Linked DNA regions of Homo sapiens: region 2 is linked to region 1. A link is an interaction called in ENCODE POLR2A ChIA-PET data of the cell type or tissue named here. Cell type or tissue: K562. All regions are shown on one strand.

Region 1 (5,000 bases):
CCCGGCCCCAGGATATATTATTTCCAGTTCCCTTTCCTTCTCTCCTTTCAGGAGAAACCCACTGTTCTTAGAAATGGAGAAAAATGTCCAGGCCCAGTGACTCACACCTATAATCCCAGCACTTTGGGAGGCCAAGGTGGGTGGATCACTTGAGGTCAGGAGTTCAAGACCATCCTGGCCAAAAATGCTAAAACCCTGTCTCTACTAAAAATACAAAAATTAGCTGGGCATGGTGGCAGGTGCCTGTAATCTATGCTACTCAGGAGGCTGAGGCAGGAGAATCACTTGAACCCGGGAGGCAGAGGTTACAGTGAGCTGAGATCATGCCATTTTGCACTCCACCCTGGGTGACAGAGTGAAACTGTGTCTCAAAAAAAAAAAAAAAAAAAAAAAAAAAAAAGAGAAAAACTCCTTAAGAAGGTCTGAGTATATTCTGAAGCTATGTTCTTCTCTCTGCATTGCTACCTGAGGTCCAAACCACTGTCACCTCTTTGCCTGAATGATTGCAACCGGTTTCCAAGTGGCCCCTGCTCCCCTTCTTATCCTCTTACCCACCTCCATTCCCCATTTTCCAATCAGAGTACTCCTTTTTTTTTTTTTTTTTTTAAGATGGAGTCTCACTCTGTCGCCCAGGCTGGAGTGCAGTGGCGCGGACTTGGCTCACTGCAACCTCTGCCTCCCAGGTTCAAGCGATTCTCCTGCCTCAGCATCCAGAGTAGCTGGGATTACGTTCGCCCACCACCACACCTGGCTAATTTTTGTATTTTTAGTAGAGACGGAGTTTCACCATGTTGGTCAGGGTGGTCTCAAACTCCTGACCTCAAGTGATCCACCCCCCTCAGCCTCCCAAAGTGCTGGGATTACAGGCATCAGCCACTGTGCCAAGCCCCAAAGTACTCTTTAAAACATGCGTCTCAGCCCAGGTGTGGTGGCTCATGCCTGTAATCCCACCACTTTGGGAGGTTGCGGCGGGAGGACTGCTTGAGCTCAGGAGTTTGAGACCAGCCTGGGCAAGACAGTGAGACTTCATTTCTACAAAAAATAAAAAAAAACTTAGGAGGGTGTGGTGGAACGTGCCTGTAGTCCCAGTTAATTGGGAGGCGAAGCAGGAGGATCCCTTGAGCCTAGGAGGTCGAGGCGGCAGTGAGCTGTTATCGTGCCACTGTACTCCAGCCTGGGTGACAGATCAAGACTCTGTCTCAAAAAAAAAAAAAATCATCTGACCATGGAGTCAATACTCATATCTATCAAAGACCTCTCACAGCACATGGAATAGAAACCAACTCCTCCCCTTTCTACAAGACCCTCCATGGTCTGTCCCCTGCCTCCCTCCCACCCTATAATCCTTTTACTCCATTCTGGACACTGAGACAGCCTCATGGTCTTCGCCAGTGCTGCTTCCTCTGCTTGAAACATTCTCCTCCAGTCCTCCCAGCTGTTCCTTCCCATTTTCCAGGTCCCAGCATTGGCTTTGGAGCCAGCAGCCCACCTGTGACAGGAGCCTGGCTCTGCTCCTAGCTGGCCGTGTGACCTTGGGCAAGTCACTGGCTTCTTCTGTGCTTCTGTTTATTGTGAAATGAGGATGTTAATGCTAACGTATCCCAGAGGATGGTTTCAAGGGTTAAAGAAAATAAAGCACTAGAGAGAGGTCTGGCACTTAGTAGGGCCATTTCCTCAATTTGGCTTCCTTGACCTCTCAAAGTATGTCCCCACAGTCACTTTCCTATCACCCAGTTTTCTTCACAGAGCTTGGCAGTGTGAAGTAACCTTGGTTATTCAACTTTTTTTTTTTCCCCCAAGACGGAGTCTTCCTCTGTCACCCAGGCTGGAGTGTAGTGGCAAGATCTCGGCTCACTGCAACCTCTGCCTCCCGGGTTCAAGCGATTCTCCTGCCTCAGCCTCCTGAGTAGCAGAGATTACAGGCGCCCGCCACCACGCCTGGCTAATTTTTTGTATTTTTAGTAGAGACCGAGTTTCACCACGTTGGCCAGGCTGGTCTCGAACTCGTGACCGCGTGATCCACCCGCCTCGGTCTCCCAAAGTGCTGGGATTACAGGCGTGAGCCCCCGCGCCTGGTCAACTATTTTATGCAATCAGTATTTATTATGCTCCTACTATGTGCCAGGCACTGGTTGTAACTGCCATCTGATTGGACGATCCGTAAACGCTGAGGCCCAGTCTGTGCGGTTCACTTGCGTTCCTCCACGCGCCCCCCAGCACAGTGGGAAGCACACAGTAGGTGCTCCGCTCTGCTCCTGTGCCCCGCCCCGCGGCCCCTCCCCCGCTCCAGGAAGTGCGGGGGCTCCAGCCGCCCGGCCGGCCGCGATGCATTCTGGGGAAGGAGCAGCACCAAATCCAAGATGGCGGCCAGCAGGAGGCTGATGAAGGTAAAAGCCATTCTCTGGCAGCGGCCGGGCGTGGGGCGGCGTCCTAGGCTCCGGATCCCCGAGGCAGGCGGCGGCTTCTCAGGGCGCTGCCGTCTGGCTTCCTGCCCTACACGGCCTCGTCGGTTCCCTGGGCCGCGCGCAGGCTCAAGGTGCTAACGGGGCTGGCCTAGGCCGCAGCCTGGGCGGGAGCGCAAGGCCGCGCTGGGAGCCGCTGTCGGCCCCTCAGCCCGGCCCGGGGCGTTCACGCCACTCTCCGCCCGGAGCTTGGCCGCGTCCCCCTGTCGCGGAGGCCGCGGTCCGATCTGAGGGCGTCGTTAATGTGAGAGCCCGGTTGGGAGGCTCCAAACCGGGCGCCTTCGGGGAAGGCCCGAGCGCCGGAGCCCCTGCCCGGAGCCCGCGCCGCGGAACCGCCCCGCCCTGGGCCGCAGCGCGCCGGGCTTGCAGCTCCGCTTGGCCCGGCCGCAGCTCGGGAGTCTGGGAGGTTCGGGCTAGGAAAGAGAGAAGGAGGCCAGGCGGCCAAAGTTAGGTCAGTTTGTTGGTGGGTCGTTTGGAATTGCGCTGGGTCCTAGCAAACTGTCGCCTTGTGACTGCAGAGTCACACAGCGGGTAAGTTCCAACTCCAGGAAGGCCTGAGGTCGGCCCCGATCGCGGCGCGGTTCTGCTTCCCTCTCCTCCACTCAGTCATCCCGATCTCCCCTCCCTGATAAAGTGCCATTTTTGGGGGGATAACGGTTGATTTCAGTCGTTCGAATCAAAACGGGCCAAAGTTTATAATAATAATTTGGTACTTTGGATCTTGAATGCAGCAGGGTGCTTTCTCGCTAATTGGCACCTTTTGGTGAGGAACACATGCTAAATTGGCTTAGTACTTTTGCCAGTGGATTTGCCAAGGTCCTCTGTAGCCCACCCCGCCAGCATCTGTGAGTCGGCGGCTGGGTAGTGCTGCCGGCCTGCAACGGGCCGGAAATTAAAAAAAGGCCCAGGAGCCAGTTTCCTGAGGGGAGATAAAGAGCTGGGGTTCGTTCTAGGCGGAGCAGTGCTTGGTAGAGCTAGACATTGAACTTGGAGCCACAGTCTCTGAGCATTCCCTCCGTCCCTGGGAACGTTTCCTTTCTTTTGTTCCCTAAGGGCTAGAGAGGACATTAACTTTATAAAACTGGAGTGGAAGTGGGCACAAAAGAACAGTCAGAGGACTTCAGACCTCTCCTCATCTCTTAAGCTAGTGACACCACCATTCACCAGATAAGGGGTCGGTTAATGGCTTTCTTTCCTACCCTACTCCCAGGTGCAGTCGTCCATTAACCCTTGTGGATTTAAATTTAGAAAGATTTCTGGAGTGCAGGCCGGGCGCGATGGCTCACGCCTGTAATCCCAGCACTCCTGGGAGGCCGAGGCGGGCGGATCACTTGAGGTCAGGAGTTCAAGACCAGCCTGGCCAACATGGTGAAACCCTGTCTCTACTAAAAATATAAAAATTAGCTGGGCGTGGTTGCATTTGCCTGTAATCTCAGCTACCCGGGAGGCTGAGGTGGAAGAGTCGCTTGAACCCGGCAGGTGGAGGTTGCAGTGAGCCAAGTTTGCACCACTGCACTCCAGCCAGGGCGACAGAGTGAGACTCCATGTCAAAAAAAAAAAAAAAAAAAAGATTTCTGGAGTGCATGCCTTGCTTTCTAATGTTACTGAAATTACTCTGAATCTATATCCTCATCTCTCAGGTGCCCTCCCAAGTGCTCTCCTCCCCAGACTACCCCTGACGGACACCAGAGTTCTTTTAAAGCAGATAACTCAATTCTTTCACTCCTGTTAAAAACCTCTATGGTGTTATTGTCCTCAGCAGTTAATCCTAACCTCTTACTTGGCATGCAGGACCTTTCTGAGACTGGCTGAAAGCAATCCCTTGAGCCTCACCTCCTGCCCTTTGGTTTCCCACAGTTCTTGCACCTAATCACAGTAGCTACTATTTTTCCAGCTTTTACTTCGTGCTTTATATGCATGATCATGTTTAATCCTTCCTGTGAAGTAGACATTGTGATTTCCATTTTGTCGATGAGAAAAGATTCTTTGGCTTGCCCAGGGTTACCTAGCTAGGGAGAGTGAGTTGTGATCGAATTCGGTTCTTTCTCCAAAGCAAAGTCTCCTGCTCTTACTTGCTGTCTGATGTCCCTTTGCACGTGTTGTTTGCTCTACCCAAGAAAAGCTGCCTTCTCCTCACTTCTCCCTTCCAGAGAAGTCCCAGGTTCAACTCCAGTGCCAACTACTCTGTGAGCCCGTGCTCCCACATCCCCCTTCAGAATGTGTTGTTTCCTCCTTTGTGTGACCACAGCGCTTTCTTTATATTTCTCTTTGAGCACTTGTCACAATCTCTTTGTGTTACAGACTTGTCTTTCCTGTACTGGGTTCTGAGATCCCGAAGGGCAGGGATCTTGACCTAATTCATCCTGGTAGCCCCCTAGCCTATCCCAGTTGACCCAGTTTGGAATCTCCAGGCTCTCAGGGGTCTAAGAGGGGACTTATTATGGTTTTAAAATTATTACTCTGTTTCTAAAAAAAAACAGACCTTGGAAAAAAATTGTAACATTAACTGAGTATTTATTAAGTATTAGGTTATTTACG
Region 2 (5,000 bases), 150 kb after region 1:
ACAGGACTTATGGCCCAAATTCACACCAGTGAGAAGATTCCAAAAGCTCACAGTTGATGGATTTAGTTTAAATTGGCTTTAGGCTGACAGCGCCCTGAGGTACCTGGCAGAAGGAAGCGTAAACCTAGTTTGGAGGAAGCATCTTTATCCTAGATCTGAAAAATTCCCACAAAGTCATTTTTCCAGGACAATGAGTAATGCAGTCAAAAGTAACCACACATTCACAGAAACAATGCCCCATGAGCAAGGACAGAAAAGGCCAGCAGCAGGACCAGATCCAGAGACTCAACATCTCAAAGACCTGAGGCAGACCATGAGGCTCCTCCACTTACCTGTACTCACGGAGGGAACCGATGAGCTTGAGAGTATATGTAACCAACAGCAAACGAGAAAAAAAATGACCTTGCAGAAAAACAGGTGTAGACATTCTAGAAATAAACAGCATTCAGCCCAATGGGTTTAACAGGAATAGGAGAATAAAAAGAGAATACCTACACTGAAGATACGTCAGAATAAATTATGCTGAATAAAGAAGAGCGAGAGGCCGGGCGCGCTGGCTCACGCCTGTAATCCCAGCACTTTGGGAGGCCGGGGCTGGGGGGGCGGGGGGCGGATCACAAGGTCAGGAGTTCGAGACCAGCCTGGCCAACACGGTGAAACCCCGTCTCTACTAAAAATACAAAAATTAGCCGGGCGTGGTGGTGTCTGCCTGTAGTCTCAGCTACTCAGGAGGCTGAGGCAGGAGAGTTGCTTGAACCCGGGAGGCGGAGGTTGCAGTGAGCTGAGATTGCGCCACTGCACTCCAGCCTTGGGTAACAGAGCAATAGTCCGTCTCAAAAAAAAAAAAAAAACAAAAAAACAGTGAGGAAGGTGGAAATATGAGTCTTAAACTAAGAGATGTGAAGCAGGGAGAGATGACATTTATTTGGATTTCAGAAGGTTGAGGCAAGAAGAAAATGGGGTAGAGGCGCTTTGTGAATAATTGATGATTGTGGATTCTCCAGAATTAAGGAAAAGCTACTAATCCACAGACTTAAAAAGCCCAACAGTCCTAAAGCAGGATAAATAAAAATAAAGCCACAGCTAGACAAATAATGAAACTGCAAAACACCAAAGATAAAGGGGAAAAAAGTCTTAAAAGTGTCCAGAGGAAGGAAAAATGACCTGTTCAACAGAACAAGCTCCCAGGTAAAACAAGAGCCCAAAAGGCAGCAGAGAAAGGGACAATTATGATTCTGAAAGATAATAACTGATATCTCAGATTTTACATTCAGTGAAAATATCTTTCAAGAAGTGGGGCAAAGGCTGGACATAGTGGCTCACACTTGTCATCCCAGCACTTTGGGAGGCCAAGGCAGGAGGATTGCTTGAGCCCAGGAGTTTGAGACCAGCCTGTGCAACAGTGAGACCCTGTCTCTACGCAAAAAAAGTGTTTTTCAATTAGCCAAGTGTGGCGTCACGTGTCTGTGGTCCCAGCTACTAGGGAGGCTGAAGTGGGAGGATTGCTTGAGCCCAAGGGGTCGAGGCTGCAATGAGCAGAGATTGTGCCACTGGACTTAGCCTAGGTAATGAGTGAGACTCTGTCTCAAAAAAAAAAAAAAACAAAAACAAAACAACAACAACAACAACAAAGAGTCTGAGTCTGGGTGCAGTGGCTCATGCCTGTAATCCCAGCACTTTGGGAGGCCAAGGCGGGTGGATCATGAGGTCAGGAGATGGAGACCATCCTGGCTAACACAATGAAACCCCATCTCTACTAAAAATACAAAAAAAATTAGTGGGGCGTGGTGGTGGGCACCTGTAGTCCCAGCTACTTGGGAGGCTGAGGCAGGAGAATGGCGTGAACTCAGGAGGTGGAGCTTGCAGTGAGCTGAGATCGCACCACTGCACTCCAGCCTGGGCAACAGAGCGAGGCTCCATCAAAAAAAAATAATAATATAAATAAATAAATAAAAGAAAAAAGACTGGCATAAGATACAAAAACAGGTCAATGTGACATGAAAGAGAGCCCGGAAACAGACCACAGGTGGATACAGACAGCACAGAGGAGCTCTGCAGCGCCTGGAGAACAGTTCCCAGGGGAATACTGCTGGACCAAGCACATCTGCAGGAGAAGAGAAACCAAGCTGAATCCGATTTCATTAACAAAATCAACAGTTCATCACATTTATCAACAGAGATGACTTCATCTAGCAGGAATTTTGTGGAGGAAATTTCTGTACAAAGGTATACACGTGTAAATACACACACACACACACACACACCATCTTCTAAATGAAGTCCATTTCTTTCTCCAATATTATGTTAAAGAATTTCTGAAAAAGTCTGCCTATATTGGATATTCCTGATGGGTGATTTCCCCAAACCTTAAACTCTTTTTCTTACTAGCTGCTATTAAGTCATCTTGTGCCAATCCTGAAATTTTCTCTTGGGTTTCTTAGAATCAAGAAGACCTCACATTTAGCGTTAACACAGTACATTTTATTAGATCTTATCTATTGCCCTGAACTACTGGGCCCTTCATGAATCTGAACCCTGCCATCTCTTCCATCTGGCATCTCTTCCATGAAACTTGCTGACATGCCCTGGGGAGGTCATGGGGACAGGTATCAGCTCGGCCACCACCCTCCAGGAGCCCAGCACCACTTCCACCTCTGCTCTCCTGTCCACATGTCCCACACGGTGCACGAGGATGTCATGTGACAACTTGTCAGTAGCTCATTCAAATCCATGCATGTTGCACCAGTTCATGGAAGGAAGCGTTCTGACTTCACTTCTTACTGAACTCATGTTCAATCTCTGTGATATTTTCAACTAAGTTTCTTGTTACTAAAATGAGACTTAAATTAATAAACTTTCATTTCTCTCTTCTTTCCCTGGACTTCCCTTTAACAAAGATACTAAGAATATGAAGTGAAGCAGCTAAGAGAGAGACAGGAAACTTATTCACAAACTGGGTATTCAGGTCTCTAGCGTTCAGAATCCCTGCTCCAAGTGACTCAAGTAGAGAGCTACAGAAACTGCCCTTCACTTTGTTCATCATTTTAAAATAAGTAGTATCAGCCAGGGGCGGTGACTTATGCCTGTAATCCCAACACTTTGGGAGGGTGAGGCAGGAGGATCACTTGAGGTCAGGAGCTCGAGACCAGTCTGGACAACATGGCGAAACCCCGTCTCTATTGAAAATACAAAAATTAGCCAGGCGGCCGGACGCGGTGGCTCACGCCTGGAATCCCAGCACTTTGGGAGGCCCAGGCGGGTGGATCATGAGGTCAGGAGTTCAAGACCAGCCTGGCCAAGATGGTGAAACCCGTCTCTACTAAAAATACAAAAATTACAGCGCACCTGTAATCCCAGCTACTCAGGAGGCTGAGGTGGGAGAATCGTTTGAACCTGGGGGGCGGAGGTTGCAGGGAGCCAAGATCGCACCACTGCACTCCAGCGTGGGTGACAGAGCGAGACTCCATCTCAAAAAAAAAAAAAAAAATTAGCCAGGCGTGGTGGTGAGTGCCTGTAATCCCAGCTACTTGGGAGGCTGAGGCAGGAGAATCACTTGAACCTGGGAGGCAGAGGTTGCAGTGAACTGACATAGCACCAATGCACTCTAGCCTGGGTGACAGAGCGAGACTCTGTATCAAAAAAAAAAAAAAAAAAAAAGCAGTATCACTTTTTTGTGTGTGAGACAAGGTCTCAGTCTGTTGCCGAGGCCGGAGTGCAGTGGCATGGTCACACAGCTCACTGCAGCCTTGACCTCCTGGGCTCAAGCAATCCTCCCAGCTCAGCCTCCCAAGTAGCTGACACTACAGGCCCATGCCACCACGCCTGGCTAATTTTTTTGTTGTAGAGATGGGGTCTCACTTTGTTACCCAAGCTGGTCTCAAACGCCTGGGTTCAAGTGATCTAACCGCCCCAGCCTCCCAAAGTGCTGGGATTACAGGCATCAGCCACCACACCTGACTGCGATTTTTTGAGACAGTCTCACTCTGTCACCCAGGCTGGAGTGCAATGGCATGATTTCGACTCACTGCAGCCTCCACCTCCTGGGTTCAAGCAATTTTCCTGCCTCAGCCTCCTGAGTAGCTGGGCCTACAGGCATGCACCACCATGCCCAGCTAATTTTGTATTTTTAGTAGAGATGGGGCTTCACCATGTTGGCCAGGCTGGTCTCAAACTCCTGACCTCACATGATCCACCCGCCTTGGCCTCCCACCCACCACGGCTTCCCAAAGTGCTGGGATTATAGGCATGAGCCACCATGCCTGGCCGATTTTGTTTTTTTTTTTTTTTTTGAGAGTCTTGCTCTGTCACTCAGACTGGAGTGCAGTGGTGTGATCTCAGCTTACTGCAAACCCTGCCTTCTGGGTTCAAGCAATTCTCCTGCCTCAGCCACCAGAGTAGCTGGGACTACAGGTGCACACCACCACACCCAGCTAATTTTTTTGTATTTTTAGTAGAGATGGTGTTTCACCATGTTGGCCAGGCTGGTCTCAAACTCCTGGCCTCAAGTGATCTGTCTGCCTCAGCCTCCCAAAGTGCTGGGATTACAGGTGTGAGCCACTGTACCTGGCCAACATTTTGGGTTTTTTGGGGGGGGGAGGGGAGGACAGAGTCTCGCACTGTTGCCCAGGCTGGAGTGCAGTGGCACAATCTCAGCTCAGTGCAACCTCCGCCTCCTGGGTTCAAGCCTCAGCCTCCTGAGTAGCTGGGATTACAGGCGTGTGCCACCACGCCCGGCTAATTTTTTTTGTGTGTATTTTTAGTAGAGATGAGGTTTCACCATGTTAGCCAGGATGGTCTAAATCTCCTGACCTCGTGATCTGCCCGCCGCAGCCTCCCAAAGTGCTGAGATTACAGCAGTGAGCCACCATGCCCAGCCTTTTTTTCTTTTTTTTTTTTTTTTGAGACAGAGTCTCGTTCTGTCACTCAGGCTGGAGTACAGTGGCGTGATCTTGGCTCACTGCAACCTCCACCTCCTGGGTTCAAGCGATTCTCCTGCCTCA

Evidence for each region. Peaks named below come from ENCODE experiments on the same cell type or tissue, not always from the same donor. Only the 100,000 strongest peaks of a DNase experiment are listed, where the experiment ranks them.
Region 2: POLR2A ChIA-PET joins it to region 1 with 6 read pairs; 3 of 35 experiments call an interaction of 5 or more read pairs at or near these places.

What each region holds. Positions count from the first base shown.
Region 1 is chr22:21,565,385-21,570,384 of GRCh38, forward strand. It overlaps UBE2L3 (ubiquitin conjugating enzyme E2 L3), which reads left to right and starts at 2,330. Exons shown (of 4, transcript NM_003347.4): 1 at 2,330-2,387. The coding sequence starts at 2,361. RefSeq lists silencers at 1,324-1,511, 2,154-2,393, 2,644-2,783 and an enhancer at 4,590-4,659. In K562, CTCF peaks have their summits at 2,277 and 3,448; DNase peaks (open chromatin) are centred at 2,297, 2,997 and 3,387; H3K4me3 peaks cover 2,894 bases.
Region 2 is chr22:21,716,542-21,721,541 of GRCh38, forward strand. The region is part of intron 1 of YPEL1 (yippee like 1); the gene reads right to left. Among named protein-coding and RNA genes, the nearest start is that of YPEL1, 17 kb to the right of the region's middle. In K562, no CTCF peak of the experiment used is centred here; no DNase peak of the experiment used is centred here; H3K27me3 peaks cover 1,649 bases.